Linked DNA regions of Homo sapiens: region 1 is linked to region 2. A link is a loop called in an ENCODE intact Hi-C map of the cell type or tissue named here. Cell type or tissue: endothelial cell of umbilical vein. All regions are shown on one strand. Each heading gives the region's core, and the rest is flanking DNA. Links, peaks and the distances in the headings are about the cores only.

What was found. A loop is a pair of places that touch in the nucleus more often than their neighbours do. Peaks named below come from ENCODE experiments on the same cell type or tissue, not always from the same donor. Only the 100,000 strongest peaks of a DNase experiment are listed, where the experiment ranks them.
Region 1: a loop joins it to region 2, with 7 times the contacts of the local background. A loop is called at or near these places in 6 of 110 quality-filtered maps.

Annotation. Positions count from the first base shown.
Region 1 is chr18:55,106,720-55,113,854 of GRCh38, forward strand. LINC01929 (long intergenic non-protein coding RNA 1929) reads right to left here. Exons shown (of 3, transcript NR_110743.1): 3 at 1-1,934. Among named protein-coding and RNA genes, the nearest start is that of LINC01929, 14 kb to the right of the region's middle. In endothelial cell of umbilical vein, for the core only: no CTCF peak of the experiment used is centred there; a DNase peak (open chromatin) is centred at 3,912; H3K27ac peaks cover 1,627 bases.
Region 2 is chr18:55,327,168-55,329,667 of GRCh38, forward strand. All of the region lies in intron 8 of TCF4 (transcription factor 4), which reads right to left. Among named protein-coding and RNA genes, the nearest start is that of TCF4-AS1, 120 kb to the right of the region's middle. In endothelial cell of umbilical vein, for the core only: no CTCF peak of the experiment used is centred there; DNase peaks (open chromatin) are centred at 1,334 and 1,974; H3K27ac peaks cover 2,207 bases.

The DNA.
Region 1 (7,135 bases), core at 2,485-4,984, 220 kb before region 2:
CTGATTCTAAGACTAGTGCTCTTGCTATTAAAAAATATTCAACTGTTTCTTTAACTGATTAGCAGAATTTATTTCAAGACTGCTTTGCCTAAAATTATCTATAAGACAGTTACATAAGCCTTTAACTCTAATTTCTTAATACCAATCCAGGATCTTTTCAGTTACTGGAGCTTCACTGTACTGCTATCTTTAGGGTACACGCCAATAAAAAATATTTGTCAGAGGTTATTTACAAGAAGTTCTTTTGCTACTTTGGTAATAAATTATTCTTAGATCCTTAGATCATACGCAGTATGGGCCAACCCTTAGAGCAATTATCACAACCACAAACTCTTCTAAAAACTGACATAGCACCTGCTGAGCAAGACTGCCTTAGGAAATTCCTTATCCATTCTTTGGCTACAATTCCCTACTACATTTTGGCCTCGGCTAATTGGACCAGAGGGTGAACACCTGACCAAAGGCAAACATTCCATTGGCTGGTCAGCATCCTATTAGGAGGCCTGAAATGAAAGCTTTGACCAATAAAAATCAAGATAACAGGTCCAATTAGATTCTATCTCAGAGTGAAAAAGAGTCAAAGTCAACTAGTTTCTAACAAATGCTGTGATCCACACTTCAGATTGGAGTCTGTGAAATATGCACCAACTTCAAGACAATTCCGTGGTAAAACTGGAAAAAATTAGTCATTAAGACATTAGCCAGGATGTTAGTGGTATGAGAGGATATAAACATGCAGCCTTGAAATTAAAATACATAGCCTTTAGGCTTTGACCTAGATATCTCAGCAAAGTGAACAAAGAATAGCATTAAAAGTAAATAAAAGATTGAGGCAGGAGGATAGCTTGAAGTCAGGAGTTTGAGATTGGCCTGTGCAGTACAGCGAGACCTCTTCTCTACATAAAAATGTTAAAATTAGATACAAATATAAGCCCGTAAATAATCTTTGATCTTAAAATTTCTAATTTGGAAAAGTGTCATTTGTATGGTGTTCTATATTATTAATGGTTTCAAACTTTAATCAGAGATATCTTTCCTTTTCAGGCAAAGCACACACCATGAAAGATACTGCTAAAAGTTTTTAATATTGCCAGTAATATTATCAAGGTAATTAAAGGGCTTGTAATAATATTTTGTAATAATATCTGAATATCTTAGTGATTAAACTTGGAAAAGCCAAACTAGATAGAGAATGACACTGAGAAGAGTAGATAGCACAGGGTCCAAGGTCAGGCGTGGTTCAACAATTGTCCATAGAAAGTCTTTGTTTTGATCAGGATATATGAGTTGGAAAATTTCGTGATCGTGGATGAAGTTTTCTTTGTACTTTCATGAAAAACTACCATTTAAAATTTGGCAGATGTTTAAAAATGATGATTTTTTTAAAACTACCATACTAGACAATGTCATTTGTAAATCAATGTGTAATTAAAACATTTTGAAAAGATGCCCATACCAGACCTCCAGATTTTCTCCACATTTGAGTAACTTGGAATTTGATTTTCTTCATAGCCTGTTAGCCATTTTGACTGAAACAGGACCACACCAAAGGCAAAGGCTGGTTGTTTCAGTCCAGAGATGTGCCTCCATAGAAGAATTACTTTGAACAAATCTTAATAGATTTTAGGAAAATATTTTAAAATCAACTGTTGGAGAATTTAACTATTTTCAGATGAACAGTTTATTGCTTGATTGTTTTTCCCTTCTTATTCTTCCATGTGGTTTTATGCAGAAGTGATCTGGTTGTAAAATATGAAGAGATGGCAATAAACTCATTTGGCATTATTTGGATCAAGCAGCTGGTTGACTTAAATCAGTTATATCACTTCTGTCCACCTCCATGCGAAGCACTGGTCCAGACCACCATCTCCCTCACCTGGGTTACTACAGCAGCTCCCAGCTGGTCTCTCTGCTCCTCTTCTCACTTCTCCAATCTATTCTCAATGAAGAAGCACAAATGAAAAAATATTAATTGTATCATGTCACTCGCCTTCATTCATTTAATGAGCCCTAATCACAACTCTTTAGCTTCCTGCCACATTCAGAGTAAAACAATTTCCCATTCTGGCTTTTAGGGCCATCCTTGATCTTGCCCTTGACTCTTTCCAATCTTGACTCCTCTTTCCCTGGGTCACAATCCTCTAGCCCCACTGGGCTCCTCTCATTCCACCCCTGGAGCACACAAGCTTTTCCTCACCTCAAGGCTGTGCACATGTTCTTTGCTCTCTCTACTGATGGTCTCTCCCTTTCCTCTCCTTTTTTTCTCAAAAAGAAACCCCTCTTCTTTTCAGGATAATGTCAACTCTTCAAGTAAGCCTTTAGCACCCAGCTAAAAGATCCCGTCCATCTCAGTCCCTTGCTGGTTATCTTCTCAGCGCATATCACAATTAAGAATGGCTCTATTGCTTTATTCTGTGTTATCCATGGGAGCTGACAAATGTCTGTCCTCTTAACTCATATCTTCCCAGCATCCAGCAGAGTGCCTTGCCCATGGTAGGTATCTAATAGGTATTTTTTGAATTAATAAGTGAATGAACAAATGATATTTCTTTCTGAAATCTTTGTCATCAATCTAATCTGAAGATTGGGGATATTCTAAATACAGTTTAAATAGCCTTATATTTCTTATTCTCAGAAAATGGCCAAGATATACTTCTGGGGCTGAATGGCTAGACCTGTTTTCCTATGGGAGGGTATGGGGATTCTAGCCATGTGAGATAGCCCATATTTTCCATCTTGTGTCATGCCAGCACTCAGCAGTTTTTATCCCAGTCTTAGTATAGCCCTGAAATCATGGGAGAATATGAATACAGTGAAGTTCAGATGGAGGGTGGCTCAGAGTAGGTTCCCTGGACTAGAGTCCAGCAACTAAAATCCAACTAGTCAGGCCAATGGCAAATGGGCAGCTCCTGGGCACCACGCAGGTTGCTACAAAGAACTCAGATTGAGTTTAGGAGCTACTCAGAGGAACCTGGAACACAACACTGCATCAGCCTGGAGAACACTTTCAAATGCTGAGAGCTTTCCTTACTCCAAGGGCATGTTTGTGAGCTATACTATCCAACCCCCAACCCCTCATACTTGGAGAGATGTAAATCTGAATGACACTTAAGCTCTTTCTCTCTCGTGGATATAGACTGAGATCTTCTATGGGCAAATCATTTTCTAAAGAGGTATGTCATTTCATAGTTTCTTCCTAGATTTGAGGGGATGATGCTATCAATTGTCCCTTAGCCTTTAGAAGAGAGTAGCCTAAGTTGAAGAGTTGCTTTTGTCATGCTAACCAACAGCCAAAGCAGCAGGAATTGTGTGATTGAGGGGAACTTCAGGCAGCCCAGGAGGTGCAGGAGTTTATATTCTCTCTCTGTGGCCTACTCAAAGGACTTTCTGATACATACACCTCCAGGGGAGTGGATAGAGTTTATCACATAAACTCCTCTAGGGAGGATTACTTAGGTAAGACTGGAAACTCAGAGGATCTGAGTAGGGCCAAAAGCCAGAAACTGGTACTCTGAATTATAATCCAGATGTCCAGTGGGAAATGCAGCTTGGGAGAGACCTGCACAAAAGTCCTCCAGCATTTTTGTAGTTTTTGGATCGTTTACTTTAACAAGCTCTTCCCCCACTGCACTCCCACCTCTACCTTTGTTTGTTCAACCTTTCCTATATTGACTTTAAATTAAAAATAAATTTTACAAAACATAACACAATAGAGATTCGATGGCTAAGTGATCACACAGCATTTGCCCCAAAGAATGAAACAATTAAAATCCCATCAGTCTTGATAACGTTTTGTACCGTGATGCTAGACTTCCTGTTGCTTTGACCTCTCTCCTTCCGGCATCCTGTCCGGGGACAGAAATGACACCACAAACGTTTCCTGTGCCTGTCCTCTCCACTTCTGACCCCTCACTACATCCTCTCTCCATCTATTTGGAGAGCAATGATTTGGTTCCTTTGGAATTCCTCCCAGTTCATATATTTGATGACACTTGTTGCTAATTTGGGATGCCGACAATGCAGGCAAAAGCCCGGGCTGAGCTCATACCAGCCTTTAGCCTCCTACGCCACTAGCATACTGGCAAATTGGAAATGCAATATTCTTAGCTATTTTTGGTCATAATTTGTTGTGGGATCCCTTCTCACTGCAGTCTTCCTGAGTATCCTGGATATCTGAAATAAATTAATATCTTAAACTCTTTTAGATACTTTTTCTGTGCCCACTCATTTTGAAAACACCTCTTGAAGTATCATAAATCAGTGTCCTGCTGTGCAACTGTGGGAAGGGTCCTCTGGACAGAGGCTGAGGTCAAGGACTCCAAGTCTGGGACCAAGGAGCTACCATCTTGCTATTTGCCCTGGTGCCATAGGAGCCTTCCTTTTCTTCCCCAAGCATCTCATGTCTGTAGAATTAAGATGTCAGCCCATAGCATAACAGCCAATGGCCAGCCATGCTTAATGCTGTGGTCTGCAGAGCATTCAGTACATTGTTGCCAGCCAGAAGATATTAAATACAAGTCATGACCATACTACCATAGAATAATAATTAAAAGAAGATGAGTTCTGTTGCCTTCATGGTACTCTCCTCCCCATAATTTAGCAGCTGATGGGATTGGGAAGCCAGGCCAGGTACAGAAATGGGGCCCCAGGTGCTGTCTGCATACCTTCCCTGCACCAGGAGGCCTTGGTTCTGAGCCCTGTGCTGTCTGCCTGCTGGCCAGCTGCCTGTGGACACCCACAGATGCCCCCCTGCTGCTCCAGACACACCACTGGAATCTATTCCCAAACAGCACATGTTGGGTTCACATTTTCATCCTCTTCCTTCTTAAGATGAAATCTCCCATTTTTTCCTCTACTGAGAGACCCTACTAACTTACTTTATCTGAATCCACACCTGAACATGATCACTTACCTTTCAGAAGCCAAAAATTAATTACTGGCCTTGCCCAAATCTGCATATCCAGAGCCTAGAAATGCTAGAAGTATTTTGCAAAGTGCCTGGCACAGAGAAGGCATTGACTATGTGGCTTACTGAAGGGAGGGAAGAGACAGAGACAGGAGAGGGAGTAGGAAAGAGGGAGTGAGAAACATTCTAAAACCCAGAGACATTCTAATGTTAAGCCTTCCTTGGGTCATTCCAAGCCTTTCAAAGAGACCTACATCTAAGAGAAAACTATGATTTTACCACCTTATGTGGTTATGTGCTTTTATGACTATCAAAGATATGGAGATGCCAGGAAGAACAGATTGACAATAGCAGCAACAAAAGCAGTACCTAAGAGTTATGAGAACTTTTTGGGAGGCACTTTGAAATCTTTGACACGTGTGGACTCATTGAATTTCCAAAACAATGTCATGGATATAGTGAGTAATACTGTTATAGCTATTTGATAGATGAGCAGATGGAATTTAGAGAGATTGAGTAACGTAAAAGTTAGGAAGTTGGAGGGGGTGGTGTTGAATTAGATGTCACATCTACTTAGGGGTTTCTTTAGGTCTTCTCTGAAGGTTCTATGACCCTTCTCCATGGTTCCAAGTTCTCAGAATGTGAAGAAGGCAGGCTCAGTGTCATCTTTTCCTGCTGTCTTAACTTGAATGCTTTATGATTTGATACCCTGAATCCTCTTTGCAACTCTACTTCGGTTGGGATCTCCTGGTGCCCAGCATACCTGTCTCCCTAATCCCACAGCCTCCTGAAACAGCCACGTTCCTTCCCTGTATTGCCTCCTCGTCTTTCAGTGGGGGGTGACAACAATTCAGGCTCTTTCAGTTGGGTGCCATCAAGGCTTTTGTGAGTTGCTGCTATGGAGACAAAGCACAGGTACCGTTTCCATTTGCCACCAATTGCTATTAAAAGACAGGCACGGGATGGGAGCCCAAGATGTTCAGTGAATCAACCTGGAACTTACCCCTTTTTGAAAATTCTAATAGAGGGTAATTCAAGCATGTTTGTTGGTGAGCCATCTGCCTCAGGGACCAAGCACAGGTTAGATAATTAAACTCAACCTGTTCCTGCATGGCTGTCTGACTTACCATTTACCTCATTTCAGACTACTCGCCTCCAAAAACCCACTCTCCAAACTGGTTAACTCATTGTTCCCCCAAAACACCTGTCCTCCCTTCTTATTTTTACTCATGCCATCCCATCCACCTGGAATGCCCTTACTTTACTCTCCCTTTCCAGATCCTTATCATTTTCTTCACAATATGTTCCCCAATCACCTTGCTCACAATGATCAGTCTCTCCCTTGGATTCCAATAGTAACGAATTCTATATAATTTGTCTGGTAATTAATCACATGCTGCCTTACAACATTCTACTCTTACCTTAAACTGTTATTTAAATCTTTAATTTTAACATAACTGTTTCCATATGTTTGTCTTATTTCCTTAATTGGAATATAAGATCTTCAAAGGCAGGAGATATATTATACAATTGTATCCCCTTTAGTACTTGGTATGGGGCTGATTGTTCATCTTTTTTTTTTTTTCCTTTTTTTTGGCAAGTGGACAGCCAAAATTATAAAATTTCAGCCAATTACTTTGGTAATAATAGATCAATAATAGTCAAACATGTATGAATGAGTGGAGAACGTGAGACACTTTCTAACCCAGAGAACTGAGGAATGAGCAGGAACAAGAGGACTTTTAGGAGTCCACTGGCCATATCTCTTTCAGGAAGCTTTCAGTCTGCTTCCTTTCTTCCAAAGGAAGACATATAATTCTAGAAAAATGCCTCCATAATTCTTCGTTTGTCTCTCTTTTTCTCTTCCCCATCCCTTCCACCTTGCAACATGCATACTTTATTTCTTCTCTTTTTCTTTCCTCTTGAGTACTCATAAAGACACGTCCTAATGCTTTTACTGTGGCTGTGACATCTTCCTTTGCTACTCAAGGCCAGGGAGTTTGAACCCTCATTGCACAAAGAAATAATTAAAAAGACCTTAATGAAATTAGTATATGTGGTAGGCAGCCTCTGTGATGACCCTCAAGGACCCCAGACTCCTAATATACACACCTCTGTAGAGTCACATTCCTCGAGTGTGGGCTGGAACCAGTGACATGTTTTTAACAAGTGGAAAATAGCAAATGTGATAGTATGGCACTTTCCAGATAAGGTTCCAAAGAAACTTTG
Region 2 (2,500 bases), core at 1-2,500:
TTCAATTGGGATCCTAATTATTTTAAATTTTTTTTCAATATACACACGTATCTGGAGAAAATATTTATCTCAGATAAACACACTTATCGGATAAGTAGAAAATATACTTATCTGAAGTAAATCCATATTACACCAAGAAGTCAGATAAAGCACAAATCATCTCAATCTTTTTAGTGGCATGAACTTATTTTCTTGGCATCATTTAGATATTCTCAGGTAAAATACTTTTAACTATTTACATGGTTCAAATATGGACACATTTAGTTTGGAAGATGCTTTTATCACAGAAAAGTATCAAAATATCAGCGTAAACTGTGAAATCTAATTTTATTTGTGTCTTTTTTAGTGACTTCCTATGTTATCTTGAATTGGTTATTTTTATATGGCCTGGGTTCATATGTAGACATTCAAATGGTTTATCACATGATCAAATATTTATTTTCTGAGTGACTGGTCAGATAGCTTGTATTCATATTGATTATAAAGTAATTCACATTGATTACTAAGGTAAGCAATGGGTTGTTTTTTAACTAGATTTTTGATCCATAAGTAAATATTTGACTTCTACCTTTCTGTGGCACTATTTCCCTTTAGAAGAAAGAAGAGACTTCTCATTTTGCTTTATGTGGCATTATAAAAACTCACACAGACATATATGGTTTGGAGAGACAGCAGCATGCAAAATAGATGCAAAAACCAGATTCTCAAATTTCAGTATACAGTGAAATCTGATCAGATTCATTTCCCCACTTTTCCACATATTTTCATGTCTGAGGTAAAGAATTCAATGAGTATGCCATTATCTACATGAACATAACATCTTCTAGGAAATTCAACAAACCAGAGATACAAAATGGCATCACCCTGCAAACAAGGTAAAATGTAGCTAATAGCATTATGTGATATGGCAAAGTGTAATACCAAGTAGCAAGACCAGAATATATAGATTTTTAGGTTTAATTACACTGGAACCTACACATTTGACTCAAAGTGAAATTCACTTCTTCCTTCCTCAATTTTTTGCAAAGTAACTGCAAAAGTCATAAATTTACTACTAAATCTCTCAAATATTAAATGAAATTAGGCAAACATAGTGCAATTGACACATCTGAAGACTAGATGTGATTTTTATTTAAGGAGAAAAGACTTCATTATGCCTCTTATTTTTCCCCAGGCCGTCAATCTTTTTCCCTTGGGATAAGTGGAATGTTCTTAAAAAAAAAAAAATAACAAACCCTTATCCTAACCCAGTGTAATCCATAGCCAGTCTCCAAGTTTGATACAAAAACAAACCATTTCTATTTTGGTACAATGAGGAAGCATCACACTGGACAATGTAAAAACAGAGATGGAGGAAGTTGACTCAGATTGCTGCACTTCCTAGATGAAGCTGGTTAGCGAGCTTACCACAATCACCTGAGTCAAATGAAATTCGAGGACAATTGTTTTTTTCCCTCAAAATGGTACACGTGTAAATGAATTCCCAAAAAGTTAGAGGGGAAATCCTGGTTATGTTTATTTGTCTGGATGAAGGATGATAGTTGAGAAACTTTTAACAAAAAATGGATGGATGAAGCTGACTGGAATCTCAGCACAGGATGTTCTCAATTTTAAAAAATTTGTGAATAAATATCAGGCTTCCCAATGCATTGCTCGATAATCAGAGGGGAAATGTGATTATTACAATGAAAATGGTTTTCATTCTAAATGAACTAATTATCTAGGGTTTATTAACCCTCTTTGGGGGTGAAGATTCTAGCAATTTCCTGAGGTTTCTAACTGTTGATTACCTTTGTTCTTTCACATCATGGAGCAATAGGACAACTTGCTAGGCAGAGAACAAACAATTGTCAAATACTTTAAATGGCCACCTCTGACAAACGGAATGAAAAGAGTAGGTATAAAGGAAAAACAAAACATAAATTTTAAAATGCAAGTGAATGACCATACAGTGAGAGCATCCAACGTACATCCATCACTGAAGTGCCTTTTCAAGTTCGTGTTTAGCAGATCTAAGTTCCCTCAAGGCCAATCGATAGCCTAAAGCTTAAGCAGGTCATTGGTCCATTCCTAATCTAAATATGGTGTTCTTTAACTCAAAATAAACTTGAATTTTAACGACTGAGTTTTCAAAATAAGCACTCTCTTCATTCTGTTAATCAAAAGCACTTATATACCCACCCCACACATAAACACAGACACGACCAGGAAGGAACAGGTGAGACAAGTTTTGCATCATCTTCTATTAAAAGACAACAACTTAGAGTAAATCCCACGAGTAATCTAAAAGACTTTTTTTAAAGAGATAATGTGCAATTTTAAAAAATTCTGGGTTTTCATTAAATAACAGTGAAAGAAATTCATAAACTTTTATTGAGCATAAACAGTACTAAAATAAGAATGATTTGGGAAAAAAATTGATATTGATAAATTTTGGCTTTTAACATTAACCCAGCTGAATCAGGTATGGGTGATGAGTGAGAAAAAGTACTGTGGCAGT